Regions from separate parts of the Mus musculus genome. Here region 1 is linked to region 2. A link is a loop called in an ENCODE intact Hi-C map of the cell type or tissue named here. Cell type or tissue: left cerebral cortex. All regions are shown on one strand. Each heading gives the region's core, and the rest is flanking DNA. Links, peaks and the distances in the headings are about the cores only. Region 1 has its middle 110 kb from the start of Cenpw. Region 2 holds the start of Rspo3 (R-spondin 3).

What was found. A loop is a pair of places that touch in the nucleus more often than their neighbours do. Peaks named below come from ENCODE experiments on the same cell type or tissue, not always from the same donor. Only the 100,000 strongest peaks of a DNase experiment are listed, where the experiment ranks them.
Region 1: it touches region 2 in a loop (4-fold over the local background); 4 of 42 quality-filtered maps call a loop at or near these places.

Annotation. Positions count from the first base shown.
Region 1 is chr10:30,083,510-30,095,074 of GRCm38, reverse strand. It overlaps the pseudogene Gm8767. Among named protein-coding and RNA genes, the nearest start is that of Cenpw, 110 kb to the left of the region's middle. In left cerebral cortex, for the core only: a CTCF peak has its summit at 5,457; a DNase peak (open chromatin) is centred at 5,423; H3K4me3 peaks cover 251 bases.
Region 2 is chr10:29,533,393-29,544,562 of GRCm38, reverse strand. It overlaps Rspo3 (R-spondin 3), which reads left to right and starts at 8,696. Exons shown (of 5, transcript NM_028351.3): 1 at 8,696-9,331. The coding sequence starts at 9,235. In left cerebral cortex, for the core only: no CTCF peak of the experiment used is centred there; DNase peaks (open chromatin) are centred at 9,882, 10,193, 10,605, 10,929 and 1 more place; H3K4me3 peaks cover 2,500 bases; H3K27ac peaks cover 919 bases.

The sequences.
Region 1 (11,565 bases), core at 4,101-6,600, 560 kb before region 2:
AATAAACAATAAGCAAGCATGTTTAATTTTTACCCCCAAGGAAACAGAATGAGTGAGCTTTACCTAGTAATCAAGTGTTCATATTTTTTTTTAAAACAAGAGCTTTCCCCCAAGCAATGTTTATTCAATGGAATAGCCAAAAAGGTGAGAAAAATGTCCTTGCCAGTTTGCCTTAAGCATATTGAAGCAGCAGTAGCAGACATGATTATGCTGGCTCTTTCATTGTAGAAATCCATGCTGGGGCACAGAGAACATCAAAGGGTCAAGGGGATAGGAGAGGTTTTGTGTCCCAACTTGTCTTATTCTCTTTGTTTTTGCTGATCCCATCTGTCTCCAAGAACCCACTGTAGGTCCCTCTATTGTTAGTATTGTTCACAGGTCACCTAAGTAAAGATTAAGCTTGTGGCTTCTTTTTCACATGTTCAGTCTGGTGTTAAAATAAAGTTAGACAGAGAAATTACATTTTAGTGTGTTATTGCACAGTAGAATGACTATAGATAATATTTCAGAAATGTAGAAGAATAGCACTTTCGAATGTTTTTACCACAGAAAAAATAATGAATGCTTTTGGATATATAAATCCAAGCATTTATCATTTTGGATATCTATGTATAATTTGTAGGATTTCAGAGTTCATAATTTTGGAGTAGGTATTGCATTATATAAAGCATGCAACTAAATGTTAAACATATGTTTACATAAGGGGAAAATAGATGACAACAAATGCAGACTCCAGATCTGGTACCAAAATCATTAGGTGATTTTTGTGTGTGCGCCCACATACACATTAATACACACACACACACACACACACACACACACACACACACACACACACACATACACACACACCCTCAACATTTTTGAAATAATTTTGCAAAGTTTTTACCACAGAAAAATGATAAATGCTTGAGGATATATATATATATATATATATATATATATATATATATATATATATACATATATATGTATATGTGCATGTGATGTGCATGTATATGTGTATGCATATGATATATATCATATATGTACACACATATATGATTTATGCATGGTAAAATATAAACTATTGAAAACATCATGTATAATGATATATATTTTGTGTTTACTACTGAATCATTTAAAAATAAGTTAAAAATATATGAATAAAAAACTAACAGCAGACAATTAAAATGCTTTCATAAATTATGTTACTCTGTAATCCAGAATAACGAACACCAACATTAAAAACATTTTATTTCGAGTTTATCCCCTATAGAGACTTAGGTAGTTACATACAATTATTAATCACAACTGTGTAGAGTGACTGTGAAGGTAGAGATTGCAACAATATGCAGAAGACACCAAGTACAGGGACTGAAGAAAAACAAATCATAGTTACAATTGTTACAGTTAAGCTTCTGCCACAATGACCAGCTTACATTTCTCTCAGTGGAAAATGTATTTTCAAATTTCGAAGAGGTACATACCTTCTGCTTATTTAAATCCCAGTGCTGCAATTTCTGTGTAATCAACAAGAACTACTTCCCACACTTTGTTATTTATTATTATTTATTTGTTTAACTCACATTTTGTGTATAATTTTATGATGTGGCAAACATCTGATAAAATTCACCACACCTGAGCATTTAGGTATTGAATGAAAAATTAGCATATATAGAATTGAGACACTACCAGTCATTGATTCTCAGCATGCTTTTAGAAGAGTTTACACACTTTGCTACCTCTTCCTGAGGCATACCCATATTCTGAAAGAGGAGATTCCTACTTCCAAGTTCTAATATTAATTAAACTGCACATGCACACCACCCTCCTTTCTGATTTATTTGCAATCCTTGAATGTACTGCAAATATTCTAGTACTTTGGTCATAGCCCAAAAGGACTGAAATGGACATTTAAGTTATCTTTCAAAATTAAGCAAAACAAAAGTTAAATTGCGTTTGTGCTTTAAGAACAGCCTAGCTTTGTTCATTATTGTTAATGGGGAGTACAAGCCATTTGATTGCTCTTTAACCTTTCACGATATTGACAATCTGTTACTGCCTAGCGTCTATCCCATTCTTCTCAGAGGGTGGTTTGGCATTTTTGAGGTATTTTCAATCTAGGAAGATAAATCTGCTTCTCCATCTGGATTGACCAGAAGAGGCTCCCTTCAGCGCCAATTAACACTTTACTGATGGGGTCACCTCTGCATGGTTGGAGGTGTTTTGCACCTCCAGGGCAACCATAAACTGCCTCCACAATGCCTCCAGATGCTCCAGAACTAGAAACCAACGAATCTTGGATTTACACACCAAGAGATGTCTATGACTTTCCAAGCAGGGCCCTTTGAATATTTATTTTGTCAGTTTCTTTATGGACTTAGAAAGACAGACAAATATTTATGGCACAGTGGAAAGATAACCAAGGTTGGAAGGAAGGGCATAGATTCCCTGTTTCTCCAAAGTTTACAGTTATAGACATTTATTCTTGTTACCATTTCTTGACTAGATGGACTAGAGATTTCTTAAGGAGCACAGTTATGGAGACTAGACAGACATATACTGATACGGAAAGCCGTCAAGTTCTCAGAGCAGGGAAAGAGTTACAAATGACTCACCTGTGAAAATATAAAAGTTGGAGTCTGGTCACTGCTACCTTGGGCATTCTTCTATGGTATCCTGGCTTTTATCTGGGATGTCTGTAGTTATGTGTGTATTAATTCAGTTTAGGTTCATAGACTTCCTAGGCTTTTCTACACAGGCATCTCATTAAATGAAGCAATTCGCTTAACTCAGTGTTAGCTGGGAAAGAATCTAAAGTCAATATTCTTTAATAGTAGGAATGGGAGGGGTAACAAGTAAAGGGGAAAATTTTAAAAAATGCATAGGAGAACACAGTGCAGGCAAGGAGCTCTCTCACGTGGCTGGATAACTAGCTTACCCTCTGTGTAGACAGTCTGCCTGTGGGACAAAGCTCAGACAGAAGAAGGGGAGTAGAAAGAAAGAAAGAAAGAGAGAGAGAGAGAGAGACAGAGAGAGAGAGAGAGAGAGAAAGAGAGAGAGAGAGAGAAAGAAAGAAAGAAAGAAAGAAAGAAAGATAAAAGGAAGGAAGATAAAAGGAAGGAAGAAAGAAAGAAAGGAAGGAAGGAAGGAAGAGAGTAATTGTGGGATGCATGTGATTAAGGTGGTAGCCAGAGAAATTAAGCCAGAGTCCTGAGAATCCCCTCTTCTCTGTGGTACCTGCAGAGGGAGAGAAAAGACCTCACTGCATATTTCAGCTGGAGTCTATTCCCTGCCAGCTTTGCTTGATTGCTTTCTGGGTTACCTACTGTGGGGGTTCAGCAACTCGACCTTCCTTTCAGCAGAGCTATATTGTCCCACTCTGAAAAAAAAAAGAAAGACAGATTAAGAATTTGCAAGGATCCCTCCATCACTGGCCTCTGACAGGAGCTCTCAAGGAGCTGATTTTTCATGGTTCAATTTGTCTGGGGGGTCAAGATTCTTATCAAAATGTATTCAATACATATAAAGAAAGATTGGTATTTTTAGAACTATCTAACTTCCACTAAACTTGGTCATCTCCTCTGTCAGTAGGTGGCATTCTTTCTGGGATACCAGACCAGAATTGTTATTCTTTGAGGATTATCTATATTGGGTTCAGTTTTATAGGTCAAGAGTAAATCCTGTGATTTAAGAAGTTTATAATTATTTTGTGGACAGTAAGCTATATTCTGATTGCTTCAAGTGTGAGATATTCTCAGCATTAGCTTGGATGGGTCTTTTCAGTTGCTTAATTTAAATATTTCAATTAAAACCTGTATGTTCATAGAATTGAAAAAAAAGGCAGCTATTTAATTTCATCAAACTGGGAACAAATAGAAATGATTAGCCTCCTCTCAGTCTAATAGACTGCTTTAGAAGGCTCATTTGGACTGCACAGACGAGGGCTTAGTTGGATTTTAAAAATTAGTTTTGTTATTTAACAACTTTATGCATGTAAATAATATAACCAGGGATCATGTTAAACACACAAATATACACACAAATATACACACATAGGTACATATTTTTAAATACTTCTAATCAGGTTAAGTATTACTGTCATTCCTATTGCCTCTTTTGATTATAAGTAACTTGAAATTTAGATTTTGTTTTGTTGGTTTTCTTAGCATCCTAATTCTATCAATTCCAATAATGTAACTTTGAGGTCATCATGGTAAATTTGTTACACTTGTTATTAGTATTTCAAAATTAGAAGTTATTCTTTAGTGCTGCACTTTTCATTCATAAAGAAAGTGAGAAAATGGAAATGATAATGCCATGCTACAAATAAAGGGGGAAGAAGTGGACCATGACTGTATTCAGCTGAAATTGGTACTGCCTGGCACAGACACCTCCACAGCAGAAGTCCTTACTAATATCCACAGCAGAAGTCCTTACTAATATCCACAGCAAGACCACTGGCCACTGGTGGTCCTCGATGTAATAAGAATCAATAAGTACAATACAATTAACATTTCTGTCTACTAGGCCAGTAGATTGGGGTTCGTATTTTTTAGTCCATTGTTGAAATCATTCCGTATAAAATACAGACATGCCTTTGTTCTGTATATGGTTGCTTCATTATGGAGGGATTCCATTGTACTCTGTTCTATGACAAGATCCTTAAACAAAATATTGTTCATTCAGATCTAGGAACAGTGTCTCATGAGGAGAACAAATGAACAAATCAGCTTGCCACCTCTCATGCCATTTTTTAACTTTTCATTCCTCTATATGATGTATAGAAGCAAGAAGGAAGACTCCAGATGCTCCATGCCTTTAAATGACCTTAATTCATTTTACATAAGTTATTTTCTGATATCCATTCATATTAAACATACAAAATTCAGTAGATTTTCTGAATGAGTTACTCATTTTTGCCAAATATCATTAACAGATAAGGCTTCCTTTCTTTTCATAGTCTGGCAGGTAAAACTTGAAAGATATTACTGTTTATATGTTGAGATTTTCAAAATGATACTTTTTTCTATTTTGATTAGATCATTTTAAGTTAAAGTACCAGAACTATGATATGCTTCTACTAACAAATGCTCCAGTGAGTTTTTGTGAGGTGGAGAAAAACCAGGTTAATATAGTATTGATTAAAACTGGAATTTTGGTTGATGGGTAATATATCATATTCAGGAGACAAAATATATTAGGTACACACAGAGGCACAAGTATTCCAGATCACCTCTGTAGTGCTAAAGAATCACATTGGAAAACTTTCCAGAAAATAATGTTGGACATACTTGTAATTCATGATCATTTTGTGAGGGAAAAAAAAGGAGCTGATGAGTCGTTGCCAAGACCAAAGGAAGAATAGGCATAAACTCCAAGTTAGTCATCTGGCACAGACAGCTGTGTTGTGATGCAGAGCAGTGTCGGAGGTGGGGAGGTGCAGCGTATTATGCTGTGATGTTGCCACTGTACAGCAGAGTGTGCTAGCATGTTTAGAATTGAACTATGCAGTGAGCCCAAGTCTGTGTTATAATTGAACAGAGGAAGAAGAGACCGAGCCAAAGGGCAGAAGGACAAATAAGGAAGCTGGCTGTTGATAGCTTGTGACACTGTGTGCAGGCAGGCTTTTCTGATGTCGTAACTCAGCCAGTCTCTGTAGAAAATGAGACGAACACAGATAGACGTTTATGTGTAACTGATGCCATCATCAGAGCCAGAGTTCTGATCACTCAAAGAGACTCTAATCTTATCCTGTTCATTTTTTTTCTTCCTCCTAAGTTCTAGCCCGAAATGTAGGAAACACAGAGACTCTTATTCATATCGGCTTTTCTTGCTAGACCTGGAAACTGCTAGACAAGGTCTTCTCAGAACTCCTTGACTGAGGGACCAAGTTGTAACAACATGAGCTCAGATAGATAAGAACACTTGGGAAATTAGTATTACACAACTCTAACAGGGATCTTAGAGACGCCCAGTGCTTAGGGATGCATGATGCTGCATCAACAGTTTATAATTAAATGTGGATTTATCGAAATGTTGTTAGAGCTACCCATGAAAGGAGTAACACTGCTTCTCATTGTTCTGGAACTTCTTTGTCTCCTGAGTAACCCAGGGGTCCGTACACTGATCTTGCATAGATAACACTGAGCAATGGTTTTGTTTTATTTTTTTTTGTTTTTGTTTTGTTTTTGCCAGTTTTTGTTGTACAATAAACACTGTGTGGAGGGTACCTGCACAATCTGCGTGTCATTATTTGAAATGTCTAGAGATCTTCCACATGGAATGAGTTGGAATTAGTGGTAGTGCTATCTTATTCTCCTGAGCACAGTATAAGCCATCTGGTACCTCACTGAGAATGGTGCATGAACTGGGAGTCAGGAAGTTTAGTAGAGAAAATTCGCACTGATATGTGGTTAAGTTCTCTCCCCTAAAATAAGGACCATAGATTTGAATCTTTGTGTATTTAAATTACAAGCGAGTATTAAATGTTTATATAACCCAAACTAATTAGTATTAGGAATATCTGTTTTATTTCCTTTTCTCTGTAATTTAGATACAAACCAGGGGAGGGACCAGCAAGTGTTCTGTTCAGTGTAAGCAGTGAGGAGCTACCTCCTGTACTTTCCCTGAACTTTGTAACAGTTAAATGGGGCTATGTCCATCATGAACTTGTGACTGGCTCTTTTACTTTTATTGTCTATAGTATAAAACTTGTCTTCTTTTTATTAATTGGATATTTATTAACATTTCAAATGTCCCCCTTTCCAGTCTCCCCTCCATAACCACCCCCATCCCATCCCCCTTCACCTTTGCCTCTAAGAATGTGATCACCCACCCACCAACAACTTCCTCCTCACTCCTCTAGCATCCCCTACCGTGGGGCAACAAGCCTCCATAGGACTAAATGTCTCCCCTCCCATTATTGCCAGATAAGGCCATCTTCTGATGCACAGGTTGCTGGAGCCATAGGTACCTACATGTGTACTCTTTGGTTGGAAGTTTAGTCCCTGGGAGCTCTGGGTAGTCAGGTTATTTGATACTGTTTTTCTTCCTATGGGGTTAAATCCCCTTCAGCTCCTACATTCCTTCCCCTAACTTGTCTACTGTAGTCCCTGGGCTCGGTCCGATGGTTGGCTGTGAGTATCTGCATCTGTCTTAGTCAGGTGCTGGCTGAGCCTCTCAGAGGACAGCCATACTAGGCTCCTGTCTGTGAGCATTTCAGCAATAGTTTGATGTCTGCATGTGTGATGGATCCCAAGGTGGTGCATTCTCTGGATGACCTTTCCTTCAGTCTCTGCTTCATTTTTTTTTTTGTCCCTGGGTTTCCTTTAGACAGGAATAATTCTGGGTTAAATTTTTTGAAATGGGTGGATTGCCCATCCCTCAACTGGGGGACATGCCTATCTACTGGAAGTGTTTGCTTCAGTTTCTGTCTCCCCTCTGTTGGGTATTTCAGCTAATGTCATTCCCTTCAGGTGCTAGGAACCTCTCATTTCCCTAGGACCTGGGACATGCTAGTGGTTCCTATTTAACTTTCCACAACGTAACAGGTGCTTTAATGGGCTATTAATATTAATCAAGTGTGACAATTTGTTATCATCCTAAATTAACTGAGAACTTTCTCACTGTAGATCAATAAATTAGCATCAGAATTTATTTCTTACCTGCTACAGTATTGCAGTGCATTGTTGTGGGAAATATTAAAAAGAACTTGCATACTTCCCATGCTACTGCCAGCCACTCTCTGTCCCTGCATGGTGTGGTCCCTCCAGGATACACTCTGCCTGCCAACTATCTGCCGGGGCTGGAGTGCCTGAGCTCCTTTCACTGCCATGCCAGCCCCACGCAACGACCGTCCACCCCACTGTCAGCCATGGGCACCAACCAGGTAGAACCAAAACTCTAGAAACTTATAATTTTTTATTTATTTATTTATTTATTTATTTGGTTTTTCGAGACAGGGTTTCTCTGTTGAGCCCTGGCTGTTCTGGAACTCACTTTGTAGACCAGGCTGGCCTCCAACTCAGAAATCCGCCTGCCTCTGCCTCCCAAGTGCTGGGATTAAAGGCATGCGCCACCCCGCCTGGCTAGAAACTTATAATTAACCAAACAGTTTTATTTGAATTTATTTTCAATAAATTCTCAATTCACAATGTTCTAATACAATAATTTCAGAACCAATTAACAATGTTAAAAGCTGCTCACCTAAATTAGACAAATTATCAAAATTATTCTAACCTTTATGATATCATAACTACCTGTGGCTATTTAATGCCACGCTGGTTAAGGTTTTTTTCCTGTCCATCAGCCTCAATCTTGGCCTTCCTTCTCTCCTGAGATGCTCTCTGTCTGTCCAACTCTTAGCTCTATGTCCCTTTTCCCAATCCAATCACAGGCCTCCGACTACCCTAATATTTTAGTATGATTGGACAGGGAAAATCCTGTCATAGCACATTTGTAGAGGTCTTCAGTAAGACTTCTCTATTCCAACTATTCAATTCTCAGCCTTGCTCTAGTTATTCAGGGCAACTCTGGGGTTTTGTCTTTGGTAATATTCTCTCAAGCAGACTATACGTAGATTTGTTTATACATGTTAACCTGAAAGTGGTATATGCTTGGTCATAACTTTAGCTGGGCTGCAACTCAGTAAGTGAGATGGAATATTCAGTAAACTTGTATAATATTTAGCAAAGGAAGAGATGGAAATGGGAAGTTAGAATTAAAGTTCAATAATTAATGAAAAGAGTTTCTGATAAGTGACAAAAATTGTGATAGGGTTCTCCAGAGAAGCAAGACTAATGGGAGATAGATGATGATAGATAGACAAACAAACAGATAGACAATAGATATTTATATGAATAACAAGAGGAAATTTACTATAAGAATTGGCTTATATATTGTGGAAGTTGATAGACCACTTGTAAATTAGATAATGATGAAATCCAGTTCTATAATGATATGTGAGCCTGTAGGTCTGAAAAGAAAAGGCTGGGATATATTAGGGCAGAAGATGATGGGCAGAGAGAGACAGAGACAGACAGGTAGACAGAGGGAGGATGGGAGAGAGAGTAGGGAGAGGGATGGAAAGAGAGATAAAGAGAGATAGAGAGATGATAAATATCTTAAAATAATTCTATTCCAAATCTTAATGGGTTGAAGGACACACATCCCTTCTGATTAATAAGGACAATCTTTTTCCTGTCTACTGATTCAATTGCTAGTCTATTCTGGAAAAGTCTCAACCCTTTAGATGTTTACAGGTTCTGAGTAGTCCTTAGCTGAATGCTGGCCACATAGGAAGTGTTCCATTACAGAGTGATGCCTGTGAACCTGTCTCTTCTCTACTCACTAGCTTCCTGGTTTTGCTCTGTTCTTTTAGCTGATGCGTCTTTGCGTTGTTCCTTTCAGTAAAACTGCCCATGACAACTGAACTCTAATAGGTTCTTTTTCCCCTCTCACTTACTTTCCTTTGCTCTTTCTTCTCCTTATTCTTTGAAGTTTAACCCAGAAAGCATCCTTTGAACCTCTGAACTTATTTCTACATCATTATGTAAATTTGGAGTGCAGTTATCCATTGTCTAGGTAAGGCAAGTGAACTTCTCTAGTCTGCATAGTCTATCTACAATTGTCAAGCGTTCTCTAGTCCATCTCTCCCTGTCTATCCCTATTATAAATTAGTATATATTCAACTTGGAGCTGACAAGGCTCTGTGGCTTCTTTCACTGCACCACAGGAAAGTGCTGCCACTGGCACCATGCCCTACCCATACCCAGCACTGACCCCGGAGCAGAAGAAGGAGCTATCTGACATTACTCACTGGATTGTGGCTCCTGTCAAGGGCATCCTGGCTGCAGATGAGTCCATTGGAAGCATTGCCAAGCTCTTGCAGTCCATTGGCACACAGAACACCGAGGAGAACAGGCAGTTCTACCGCCCGCTGCTGCTGACTTCTCTGACTATGTGAATCCCTGCATTGGGGATTGGGGGATGGGAGTGTGATACTCTTCCATGAGACACTGTACCAGAAGACAGATGATGGACATCCCTTCTCCCAAGTTATCAAGCCCAAGGGTGGTGTTGTGGGCAATTGGGGAAGATAAGGGTATGGTTCCCCTGGCAGGAACCAATGGCTAGATTACTACCAAAGGGCTAGATGGCCCGTGTGAACGCTGTGCCCAGTATAAAAAGAATTGAGCCAACTTTGCCAAGTGGTGCTGTATGCTAAAGATTGGGGAACATACTCCCTCAGCCCTTACCATCATGGAAAAATGCCAATGTTCTGGCCCGTTATGCCAGCATCTACCAGCAGAATGGCATTGTACCCGTTGTGGAGCCTGAAATTCTCCCTGATGGGGACCATGACTTGAAGCACTGCCACTATGTAACTGAGAAGGTACTGCGGCTGTCTACAAGGCTCTGAGCAACCACCATGTCTATCTGGAAGGCACATTGCTGAAGCCCAAAATGGTCACGCCCGGCCATGCTTGCACCCAGAAATTTTCCAGTGAGGAGATTGCCATGACAATGTTCACAGCACTTTGTCGTTGTCGCTGGGGTCACTTTCCTGTCTGGAAGGCAGAGTGAGGAAGAGGCATCCATCAACTTCAAAGCTATCAACAAGTGTTCACTGCTGAAGCCATGGGCCTTGACTTTCTCCTATGGCCGAGCCCTGCAGGCCTCTACTCTAAAGGAGAACCTGAAGGCAGCCCCGGAGGAGTACATCAAGCAAGCCCTGGTCAACAGACTTGCTTGTCAAGGAAAGTATACCCCAGTGGCCAGTCTGGAGCCGCAGCCAGTGAATCTCTCTTCATCTCTAACCATGCCTACTAACCAGAGCTGTTCTAAGGCTGCTTCATCAACACTCCAGGCCCTTGCCTACCCACTTGCTATTGAAGAGGATAAACTCTGTTCAGTTTTCCTGTAACCCTTCCTTGCAGGCCCTCACATGACTCTAGTGTTTGCTCACACCAGGGGTGTGTCAGGGATGTATTTTCCCAAGTGCTTGCATCCTCATGAAGAAAGTGGGGTGTGAGTGGCAGAGGAATGAAAGCGTAAGCTCCACTGCTTGCCCGTTTTCATAGAAGATAAATAGATTTGCTTTGCAATAACAAAGCGTCCCCACATCTCCAAGTCAGCTCTTCTTACACATCAGGAAACTGAGCTACGGGGGCCCCAGAGTAGAGCTGACAAGGTCTAATGACGGCGGAGCAGCATGTCTTCTAGTACAAAGACAAAGCGTGTCAAAACTCTGAACTGCCAACCAAGTCTTATACTACAGCTGATCTGAATTTAGAATAGTATTACCTCGATTCTGTACAATTCCACCATTTATTTCAACTTCCCGTTCAATTCAGGCCCAATTTTTTCCCAGAGCGTAAAACCATGTGCTATCCAAATTCACTGTGACAACTACAACAGAAAAATATAATATTCCTATAGTTTATTATCATAAACCATAATCCAATTAACTGATAGATATTTCTATTTGTTTTATCCTTCACATATATGTATTTTCATCTTATTCTGTGTACGGAAGAGCTCAAAATTGCTATGACTTGGTACACTTTCAGGTAAAAGTTT
Region 2 (11,170 bases), core at 8,671-11,170:
AGTTGGCTATTGCATGTGACTTTAGTACTACTCATTTTAGGCTCCACTACCTTTAGCGTGGTAAACACTTCAATTATTGAATATAAATACCACAGTAATGAACTCTCAATTAAGTCAGAATATCAAGTAGTACTGAGGGAGTAAAGTCACAGCTTCCCTTGTTTCCTTTCCTAAACCCTTAAGGCAAATCTATTATTAAATAAAAGTAACCCTTCCTAAATTTCAAGGTTACAGAACATAATATGTTCAGGTCTGACATTGACTTTTAGTGGGTAAAAGGAAGTCTGCCTGGCAGGAAAACATTCATATTGAGGCTCCTATCCACAGGGAGCTTTCTCTCAAGAAAAGGAGAGAGGAAAGAAATCACAGGCTAAAATTCTATAGGGAGAGCCTTACAATGCCCCCCAAGATAAGGTGGCATTGAAGGTTTTTTTCCACTTGAGTTCCAAACTATAATTTCCTTTGCTTGGGAACCTACAACACAAAACCACAAAGTTATATTATTTTATTCTAAGGCCTTAAATCTAGAACTGAAACTCAATCCAGAACAAGAACTAATCTAGACCATGAAAGAACTCTGTTGGCAATCAGATAAAGTGAGAAATAAATAACAAAGAGTGACAGATGGACTAGCATCCGTAACAAAACATCATCCTTGTTCATTCTCCATAATGGACACATCTCACAGACCCATGGGAAAACAGAATATGCTCAGGATAGAATGGATTATGTGGATAGAAAGAAGGAAAGATCAGAAGGGTTAACCAACCCTTATCACTAACAGGAACAAAGAAGGAGTGGCAAAGTCTGGAACGTCTGGCATGTAGATAACTGGAAACTAAATGGTATAAACTACAATTTACTCAATGTCAAATTTTCTGATGGTTCAAAAAAAAAATGAAAAGCATGACCACATGCAAAGGTTACTATGTACATTAGCTCTGTAGTATATTAAAGACAGCTGACAATTCTTTCTATCTCATCCTATCAAAGATTGGTATCTACTGAGTAAACCTTGATGGGATCTACTGGGTAAACCTTGAAATTTAGCCTGGTGCTATAACTTGCTTAGGCCAAAAATCAAAAAATAGAATAAAAGTGACATTAAAGGCACCCCTTGAAGTTTTTCTGCTTCTAGTTCTAGATCCTAGACAGCCTTGTACTCTAAAGATAAATAAATATCTGTTAAAAGAGATCTGCCGTCTCCCATTCTCCACCTGATGCCACACCTGAGGAGCCTGTGGGAAGTCAGGGTAGCTAGTTCTCACATCAGGTTGTGAGAAACCATAAAGATCTGGCATTTAAGCCACTCTGCTTGGGTGTTGTTTGTTGTACAGCAATGTGATACTGACTCAGGCTCCCTAGGAAGAGAAGTCTTTGCTCCCTCTCTCTTCTTGCCAAATACTATTATTTTTTGCTGAGCCCCACCTGCCAAGTACGGAAGAGTGACAGATGGACTAGCGTCCCTAACAAAACATCATCCTTGTTCATTCTCCATAATGGACACATCTCACAGACCCATGGGAAAACAGAATATGCTCAGGATAGAATGGATTATGTGGATAGAAAGAAGGAAAGATCAGAAGGGTTAACCAACCCTTATCACTAACAGGAACAAAGATAGAGTGGCAAAGCCTGGAACGTCTGGCATGTAGATAGCTGGAAACTAAATGGATAAGACTCAGCAGGGCAGACTTTGATAATGGATGTGCAATGTCCTGTCTGGAAGCACCATGCCATAGGTAACAAGCAAAGTTACACAGAGGAATAGAAAGCATGAATAGGGGAGATTAGCTCTCTAAGAAGATCAATTTCCATTTCTTTGTCAGTGGCTCTAAATTCCTTCAAACACTTCTAGGAAAGAGGAGGGATGGATGAGAGGTCTTTTTTCCCCCACATGATAGAACTCTGCTCCAGCTACAGTAAATGGGTCAAATCATTAACCTATAGAGACCCCAGCACTGTGTATCACCTTTAACAGTCCTCCCACACAGTTAACAGAACACGGTCAATTGCCAGAGGATGGGGATATGTCACCAGTGGAGTATGGCTGCCTTCCTGGCAAACAGGAAGCCAACCACAGCCTTTTCATCCATAAAATAAGGAAAAAGAAGTGCTTTTTCTCCAGCACTGAATCAAAGTTCATGTAAAGCAGAGAAAGGGACCCTTCACTATCTATAGTAGAATTCATCATCTATATGCTAAACCCTGTCTGATCCGCAGACACTGTCCCTCTTTCCACAGCTTTCTTCCCATAGCATACATAGGCATAGCTCTTATCACTTATCACATGGAAGCTTTAATGATTGATCTGTCTGCCTCCTTCACTGAGGGCAACTTCATGAAGACAGCATCCTATTCTTTTCAGTTATTTGTCTCTAGGACCTAGGTGGCATTTGCTACACTGTTTAGTCAATGTTGAAAGAAGAATAGCCAGTTGGTCAAAAGTTCCTATGCGAATGCATAGCAGTAACAAATGAATAAGTGAAGGATATATATAGGTGGAGAGGCTGTTGTTCTGTCATTAAAGGTACCTGCTACTCTAAAGACATGCTTCCTAAAACATGCAGAAAACAGCCTCACGTTCTCTGTAAACTGTTGAAGTTTCATCTAAACCCTAACATTGCTTTCAGTTAGAGACACAGAAACCTCATAATATCAGCCCTTTTAATAGATTAAAAGATGATACACAGAGACTCTACTTTGTTGTCTGTCTTAGTCAGGGTTTGTATACCTACACAAAACATTCTGACCAAGAGGCCAGTTGGGGAGGAAAGGGTTTATTCAGCTTATACTTCCGAATTGCTGTTCATCACCAAAGAAGTCAGGACATGATCTCACATTGGGTAGGAACTGATGCAGGGGTCCTGGAGGGGAGCTGGATTTCTTCCTCTGGCTTGTTCAGTTTGCTTTCTTATAGAACCTGGGACTACCAGCTTAGGGATAGTACAAGCCACAATGGGTCAGGCCTTCCCCTTTTGACACTAATTGAGAAAATGCCTTACAGCTGGATCTCACGGAGGCAGGAGGCATTTCCTCAAGAGGGGCTCCTTTCTCTGTGATAACTCCAGCTGTGTCAAGTTGACAAAACCAGCCAGTACAGTCTCTAAAGTAGAATTACTCGTAGAAAGCACCCACTAACTCTGTGTAAGATGAGTAGCTGGCTGACTTACAGCTTCCTGCCCTTTGTCATAAGGTACTTTTACTCACTGGTGGAGGAGATATTATTAGCCTATAGGTGAGAGGGGTAAGGGGGAGTGAGAAAGTCTTCGTGAAAACATGCCTCAAAACCAATGCCAGCTTTCACTTTTGCTGCGGCTGTTTCCTGGCTGCTTTGCTCTTTCCCTTCCTGTTTGTCCCCTCTCATCCTATTGCCTAGGTTTAATTTTGGACATGAACTCTGCTTTGCTATTGCCATTGTGATTCTGGTAACTGACACTGATTGAACCCATGACATCATTGATCTGATTTGTGTTGCCTGCTCATTTTGTTACCTGTAGGATTTCCCTCCCACCCTGGAACTCTCTACATAACCCAGGTAGACTTCAAATTCATGGAGATCCTCCAGCTTCTGCTTCCACTGTGTTGAAGTTAATGGATGCGCCACCATGCTCAGCTAAGTCCTCATAAGCAGATGTTCCTCAGGAAAAGTGGAACGAGATGGGAGGGATGCCAGTGTTTTCAACCAGACCGCCTAGCTTTGACAATTTCCTGTCACTTAGGGACTTAAGAGAGATCTCCAGAAAATGTTACTGTCAAATAAAAGCATAACTACTATAGGCAAGGCAAAAGGATTCAATGAGAAATGTTGATGCACCCAGAGATTAGTAGAAGTTAGAAGGTATTTCTACTGTTAGGTTCAAAATGTAGGTAGATCCTATACCTCTCTGCTATTAAAACCTAATTGAGAATGACCTGGAGCCATGGAAAAGATGCTGCTCCTCAAAGCCGTGCCCATTCCCAGCAGAGCGCACCAATTTCCAGAACTATGCCAAAGCAGGAAGAGAGAAGAAACAACCTTTGCTCCTATGCACTGATTTAACTGGAAATCAGTAGAAAAGAGTTTTGGTAATGTAATTTAAAATAGTCAACTTCCTGGGGGCCAATATGGTACCAAAATCAGACCTAGAGATAATGTTAATATTAATGGTACTTTCTACATGAGCCTGGCCATATGTGGCAATGATTTTCTGGTCCCAGATGTCTCCTCCTGGAAACCGTGTGCTCTGAGATCTGTTCTAGGGTGGTATGTGCCAGTATAACATTTTCTCATTAACAACCCCTCTTCTATAGTCCTCCATATACCATAATACTTCCAGGTCTTTGATAGCAATTCCTCAACCTAAAGGTGCTAGCACAGTCACTCAGGCTACACTGTGAACCTTCTGAAGAGTCTCCAGGGGCAATGGAAACATGGATATACAACCCTATAAAAAGAGAGACACAAAGGGGAAAAATTAAAGCTTTTTTTCTTCTGTCTTTTCTCTGAAAAACTAAAGTGACATGAAATTAAAAAACAAAACAAAACAAAAAACCCTACTCCTTAGAGTCCGTCCTTACCACCCCCCTCCCATGGTAAGATCCACAAATCAAACTGAACCAGATGGGTGTCTCCATGAGATATAGCAGTTCATATCTCAGCTTTTTATAGGAGTATGCCCAGAATTGGGAGGTTAAAATGTACACTTGCTTGGGATCTCAAAGTCTGCAGATACAGAGGCAGATAAACTAGTCCTGGGTTTATCTTTGCTAGACCAGAGTCCTTTAGGATTCCTGTAAGAAGCTAGACATTTCCAGCAGAGTGACGCATTCAAAAGCAGATTTCTAAATCTGGACCTATTCAGTTAAACACAAGTCTGTAAGTGCGAAGTGTGATGTCATACAGCTAGAAATAGCTTCAACATTTGGAATTACAAGCCTGTCTCTCTCCCTTTCTTGAAGGTATTGTTATTATAGTCAGTACATTCAGAGTCTTTGGAAATTACTTGGTTGAATTTCATTCTTCAAATAAAGAAATCTGGGAAGCAATAAAGATGCAGAGGCAGGACTTGCCATGGTGCCCAGATTTCTAAGCCTGTACCTTAAAAGTAAAAACCCTATAATCCAGCAAAATATCCTAAGGTGTTACAATGAATACTGCTGGGTATTTAGTTAAATGATGCCATGAGAGAAATTAGTTTTGAAATAAAAACACACCAGACAATGTTCAACACGGTTTTATAAATGTCCCATAACTTCATAGAGAAGGAAAAACATTCTTAACTGTTGACAGACAGTCCTCTGTCTATCTATTCAAGATTTCCATTTTCTTATTTTGTTAATGCGAATCACTTCTTACATTGGTCTAGTAATCCTATCTTTGTGTAAAAGGGTGGTTAGACTCCATCTACTAATTTCAATGGCTTTTAAATAATCTATCTGCTCCATGCTCCTGAGATGGTTTCTGACTACATTAGTAACACAGACTTTGCCAGCAGTACCCTGTTTGATTTACTCACTCACATGCATCCAGATCCGGGCAACTGGCGAACAGAGCATTTTCTGAATCTGCATATTAGCTCTATGGCATAGTGACTGATGTCAGTTCCAACTTTGCCAAACATCTCTCATCACTACAAGCTGTACCCCATTCCAAAGTCTTAAGTCTGCTCTCTCTTTTTCTGGAGCAAGCTCCCTTCCACATATTTGCTATATGGATTCAACAATGTGACAATCATGTTTGTTCCTTAAAGTGCTCCTGCTGCAGTGGATAAAAATAACTTCTTACTGTTGCCTTTGCCTGGTTGAGGGAGGCAGTGTGGAAAGATGAGAAATTGCAGCCACATTTTGGATATGTTTATCTCTCCATGTTTATCCAAACCCACACTATTCTTTTACCCTGAGTCTCCAACTCTTAATCCTAGCATGATGTGACAAATGTAAAATCATAAGAAAATTTCCAACTTTGCGCTACACCCGTGGCTTCTAAGTTGTTTTAGTATGGCGGTTCAGTGAGGCACTGTCAGCTTCTATGAACATTATTTTAATCTTTGCTGAATTGGAAAACTAGGTGCTTTATTGCACAAAATAGTCTATGGCATGCCTTCTGTAAGCTTCTGGAACAGTTGAGGGAATGTAAGACACAGACAGGCAAGTAAACACACATTTAATACTAAGGTAACATGGACCAAAACGGGGGAAAAAAAAAGGAGTTATTCTAAAGAAGGGTGTCAAGAAAGAAAGAATGTTCTCCCAATTTATTTAATGTTTTCCTTATGTTTCCTCTGAATGGTGCTTGTTCCTTGACAAGCTTTTCCTGCCCACTGCATCTAACACTTCTTTTCTGGGATGGATCAAGAACCTTAGCTGCTCAGTGGGTTTGTTTATTTACTTACCCTGCCATTCCTGTTCTCATCCTAAAGAACATATGTCTGCAGAGCACACGGGGAGAAGAGAAGTGGGTGTCCGTCATTGTGCTCATTTCCCTGAACTGTTCCACCAAATTGCTTTTTTATATGCCTTTTGCAATCTCATCCTATCCAGCTCAAGTAGCCTGGATTAGAAAGGCTGTCTCTGGAGTCCTTTTCAAAGGGAACCTCCCATAGCTTTTAAGCCCCCCACAGTTGATGATGCCGATATTCTGTATCTGAGGTATTAAACAAGAAGGAACAAAAAGCTGATGGGGACAGGCACAAAGAAATACAGTGGTTTTTTCACCAGATAGTCATTGTTGGAATTGGGTGGGCATCTGCAACTTCCCTAGTTCAGAGTGATAAATTGTCATTTATCAGTAGACTGTGTGTTCTCTCCTCCATCTCTCTCTCTCTCTCTCTCTCTTCTCTCTCTCTCTCTCTCTCTCTCTCTCTCTCTCTTTTCCTGTGTGTGTGTGTGTCTGTCTGTCTGTCTCTCTCTCTCTGGGTATGTGTGTGTGTTTGTGTGGGTATGCACCCTTGTGCATCTCATGCAGCTCCTGCTACTGTCCAGAAGTTTTATTCCAGAAAAAGAATCTGTGTGTAAATGGGAATTCTTAAAACCAAGTAAGACAAATCATACTCTGAAAGGGTCACTGCTTTCTTCATACTTAGAGAATAGTATGCCTGTTTTCAAACTTCCAGTAAAAGTAGGCAAAACATTTAATAATGACTTAGCAACAAAAGGCCAGCATCTCAGATTCTGTGTTTTAAAGCTTTGCAAAGAAAAACTATTCGAGGTCTCCTGACTTTTGTATCCAGGCCATTCCATCTCAGCCCCAATCTTGGGCTACATAACAGGCTCCAGAGACCTGGAACCTGGGGTGCTTTTCAATGAGACAGGCAGGAGCTGTGGCATTTGCTTCTCCTCTAACTTATCAACGCATACATTGAAGGCACTCCTGCAAATCTCAGTTGGTTTCAAAGTGGCCTGCCTGTAATCCAATGCTGCATAAAGCTTTAGCATTACAAAAGAATCCTTCAGAATACTCATCAGCACCCTTAGGACAGGTTTACATTAAAAATGCTTTGAGGCTTGTGACCTCCAACAAAACAATTCAGTAACTATAAGTGTCTGTGCTACAGAAGAAGAGGTAGGATGCCCAACAGCGGAAGTCATCCCAGGGCCTGGTCTTTTCCCTGGTAGTGGTTTAACCTGAGAACCTGATTCTCTCTCTCTCTCTCTCTCTCTCTCTCTCTCTCTCTCTCTCTCTACTGCCAAGAGCCCTCTACTCCCACTCCCCTTGCTCTGGAAACAGAAGCAAGAAATGGAAATGGACCTTTACTCATTATCACCAAATGGAGACAATCTTTCCACATAGTATTCTCAGTCCCCCAGATGAGAAACCAGAATGTACAACAGATCCTCTCAACAGCATAAGAAGATGAGAGAGAGAGAGAGAGAGAGAGAGAGAGAGAGAGAGAGAGAGAGAGATTAACACTCTTTAACAGTGACTACTTAGGGAAGTGCCTGAGGGAGGGGGGATCTTGCAGAGCAAAGGCTGGGCTTGGAAGAAAGCCACAGTACAATTGCTTTTCCATCCAGGTTACCCAGAGAGCTCACACCTCTGGGTCCTCCCCTTAGGATCAGGTAAAGCACCTTCAAGTTGAAGGGTAAACTCCCACCTAAGCCCCTTGAGACCACACAACACAACCACAGCTACTTTCCCTGGAAAAAGGGGGGGGAGGGAGTTGGGGGGGAGGGGAGGGTTAAAGCAACAGAGAGACACTGAGAAAGGCTAAGAGTTGAGAGGGCATCTGTATCCAGAAATCCCAAGAAATTAGGAACAAGAGAGTCGAGTGGTGAACTTCCCAAGAGCAGTTGCTGGAGTGAGGCAGGGTCTCTGAAGAACTGAAGGACATGGCCACTACTATGTGGTTAGATCTGCCAGAGGCCAAGGACAACAGAAGCATTGGGTCTGGGGTATTTGGTACAGCTGGGACAGAAACCACCAAACCCCAGTGCGCCCACCTTGCCGGGTTCAAATTGTCCCTCCCCCAACCCTGCTCCCGTTCTCCCGCCGTCTTTGCTGAGTCCAGAGATGCTCCGCCACAGACCCGGGACCCCTTAGGCGCCTCTTCCCGTCCATCTGCCAAATCGCAACGCCTGTACTTTTCCAGCTCCCTCTTTCCCTCTTGAAATTGAAAGTTATTGAGGTCGCTCCGGGTTGTTGCTCCTCCCCGTCCCCGAGCTCCCCCCGCCCCCCGCAGCCATCCCGTCTCCCCCTCCCTCCTCCTCCTTCCCTATGGGGTGCTCCTAGCCCGGCCCAACACTGGAGCGGCTCCTGCTCAGAACGCCAGAAGCAGCTCGGGTCTCTCCAGCGCCCCTTGACCATGGCTGCGGTACCCACGGCGTCCGCTTCCCTGCGCTCCCGGGGTCCCTGCCACAGCCGCAGCCGCTGCAGCCTCTGAGCCCCAGGGGCCACTGCTCGCCTGGATTCCGCCCGCAGCCGCCGCTGCTGTGCAACCGAGGCTAACCTGCGGCCAGCCAGGAGGCTCCTGCAACCTTCGCTCGCGGCGATGACAGCCACCCCAGAGCAGCCGGCTGTGTTCGGACAATTTGAGAATGCAATTGTTGGTTTCCCGGTCCACCCGTCCCGCTTCGCTTGCCATCACAGCACGCCTGTTGGATCTCAGTGGAGAAGTCCCGCTGCTCTGGTTTTTCTACTCTTCGTATAGACTCGCCTAACACCTACATACATATTTTTCTTTAAAAAAAAACATTAAATATAACTAACAGTGAAAAGAAAAAGGAGAGAAAAAAGGGAAACATTACAGGGTTACTATGCACTTGCGACTGATTTCTTGTTTTTTTATCATTTTGAACTTTATGGAATACATTGGCAGCCAAAACGCCTCCCGAGGAAGGCGCCAGCGAAGAAGTAAGTTTGGGGTTTTCTTTTTTTTTGGGGGGGGGAGTGGGAGAGGAGGGGGTATTGTTGTTGTTTGTTTTTGTTGTTGTTGTTTTGGTTTTGCTTTGCGTTATGTCTTTGCTCCCTTCCACCACATTCACCTGTCAGCTGGTTTTGCCTGCCCAGACCCAGCTGCTGGAGGAAACAGTCTTTTCAACCTACACCCTATGCCTCCCACAGGAGATAGCAACTCGGGGCACTGGCTCTTCTACTCCAGTACACAAACCAGTACTGGAGTCGGTGCACCCGGTGCTAGTCTGCCCCCCCCCCCCCCCCCCCCCCCCTGTAAATCAGGATCTGGAAATCTTTCTTTCTTTCCTAGATTCGCTGTAGGGATTTGTGCTTTCCTTTGAGGCTCCGACGGAGGCCTAGAGCCCCAGGCAGTTGGGTCTCCCTGCCTTTGGGTTGTTTGATAATGGCAGGCAAGGAGACTGGGATCATCCCAAATTCCCGCCTGGCTCCGGGAACCTTGGCTGCCCCTCCCCCTAGGTTGTTTTATGGTAGTCTAGTCAATCAACCTGGGGCGGGCCCAAGGGACAGTGAGCAAGCTCCCGCGCTGCAGCTTCCCACGAAGCGCACGAGTGGAGTGGCGCTGAGGCGCCAGGGCTTCCACGACTGTCTGCTGAGTTGCCCCATGTCCCATCCTCTGGGGTTGGAAGTCAGAGGAACTCCAGAGGTTCCGAACTTCAGTCACTTTCACGCCTTGCCTGTCCCCACGTGAATGCTCTGGCCACCTCAGACTCTTTAAAGGGGGTCCCCTGAGACAGGCGCATACTGAGAGTCGGGTTCCCCCAGCACATCTCCTCTCTGCTCTTCAGTCTATTACACAGGAGAGTATTATGTCCTGGCTGTGTGAAACTGTGCCTTTGCTGGAATTAAATGGATGCCTCAGGGCAGCCTCCACCTAAATTGGTGCAAGGCATGCCCGCATCTTTCAGAGATTCGGGAACAGATGTAAGGGTGGTTTCTCTTTTTGTTCCCGGGTGGCCCAGCACGCTGTTGTCAGTGCCCGCAAAGGTTGTCCTTTCGAAGAGCTAAGGACAACCCTGACTCTACCGAGGGCTCTTGGCCCCCCTGGGGTAGTTACTAAGGAAAACTAACAGAAAAAAACCAGTAAAGCAATTGCTTTGGTAGCTTGGATCTGGGGGGTTGTTCAGCCCATGACCTTGTCTGGTTCCCAGATGAGATCTCTTTCCCAAGTGTCCAGCCCACAAAACCCTTGAGGCAGGGATGTTGGTAGCTCTTAGGACACAGGACCACTTGTGTGGGGTGGAAATTTAGCAATCTCCTCTCTCCACTGTTTGTCTCTGTCCTGGCCCAGGACGTGAGGGTCCCCTGAAAGCTCCCTTTGTACCTCTAGCCCAAGCCAGACAAAGTTTGATTCACCTGAAAATTGCCTTTAAAAATCGTGGCTGGGCGGGAATACCAGAAGCTTGGAGTCCGAGTTGGCCCTATTGCCTCTAGGATCGCTTCTCAGCGCAGGAGAGCCTAAACTAAACATGTCAGGGCATCCGATTTATTATTCTTGGCCTCTGAGTGGTTTGTATTCTTTGGAACCCTCCCACCCACTCTATCGCTCAGGCCCTGCTGCTGCGGTATACTGAAGCGGCAGCCTGGGGGGCCACATCGCCACTCCTGGCCAGCTTGGTCCGCTGGGCACTGAGTTTCGGGGCCAGTGAGGAAAGCGAAGCTAGGAAGAACACGGCTGTTTGCCCCGCATAGCTCATGCCAATAGGCTTATCCCAGTCTACTCCATTCTGTAGTGTCCCGGACCCCGGAGCTACACACTTGCCGGGGTGGGGCAGGGTC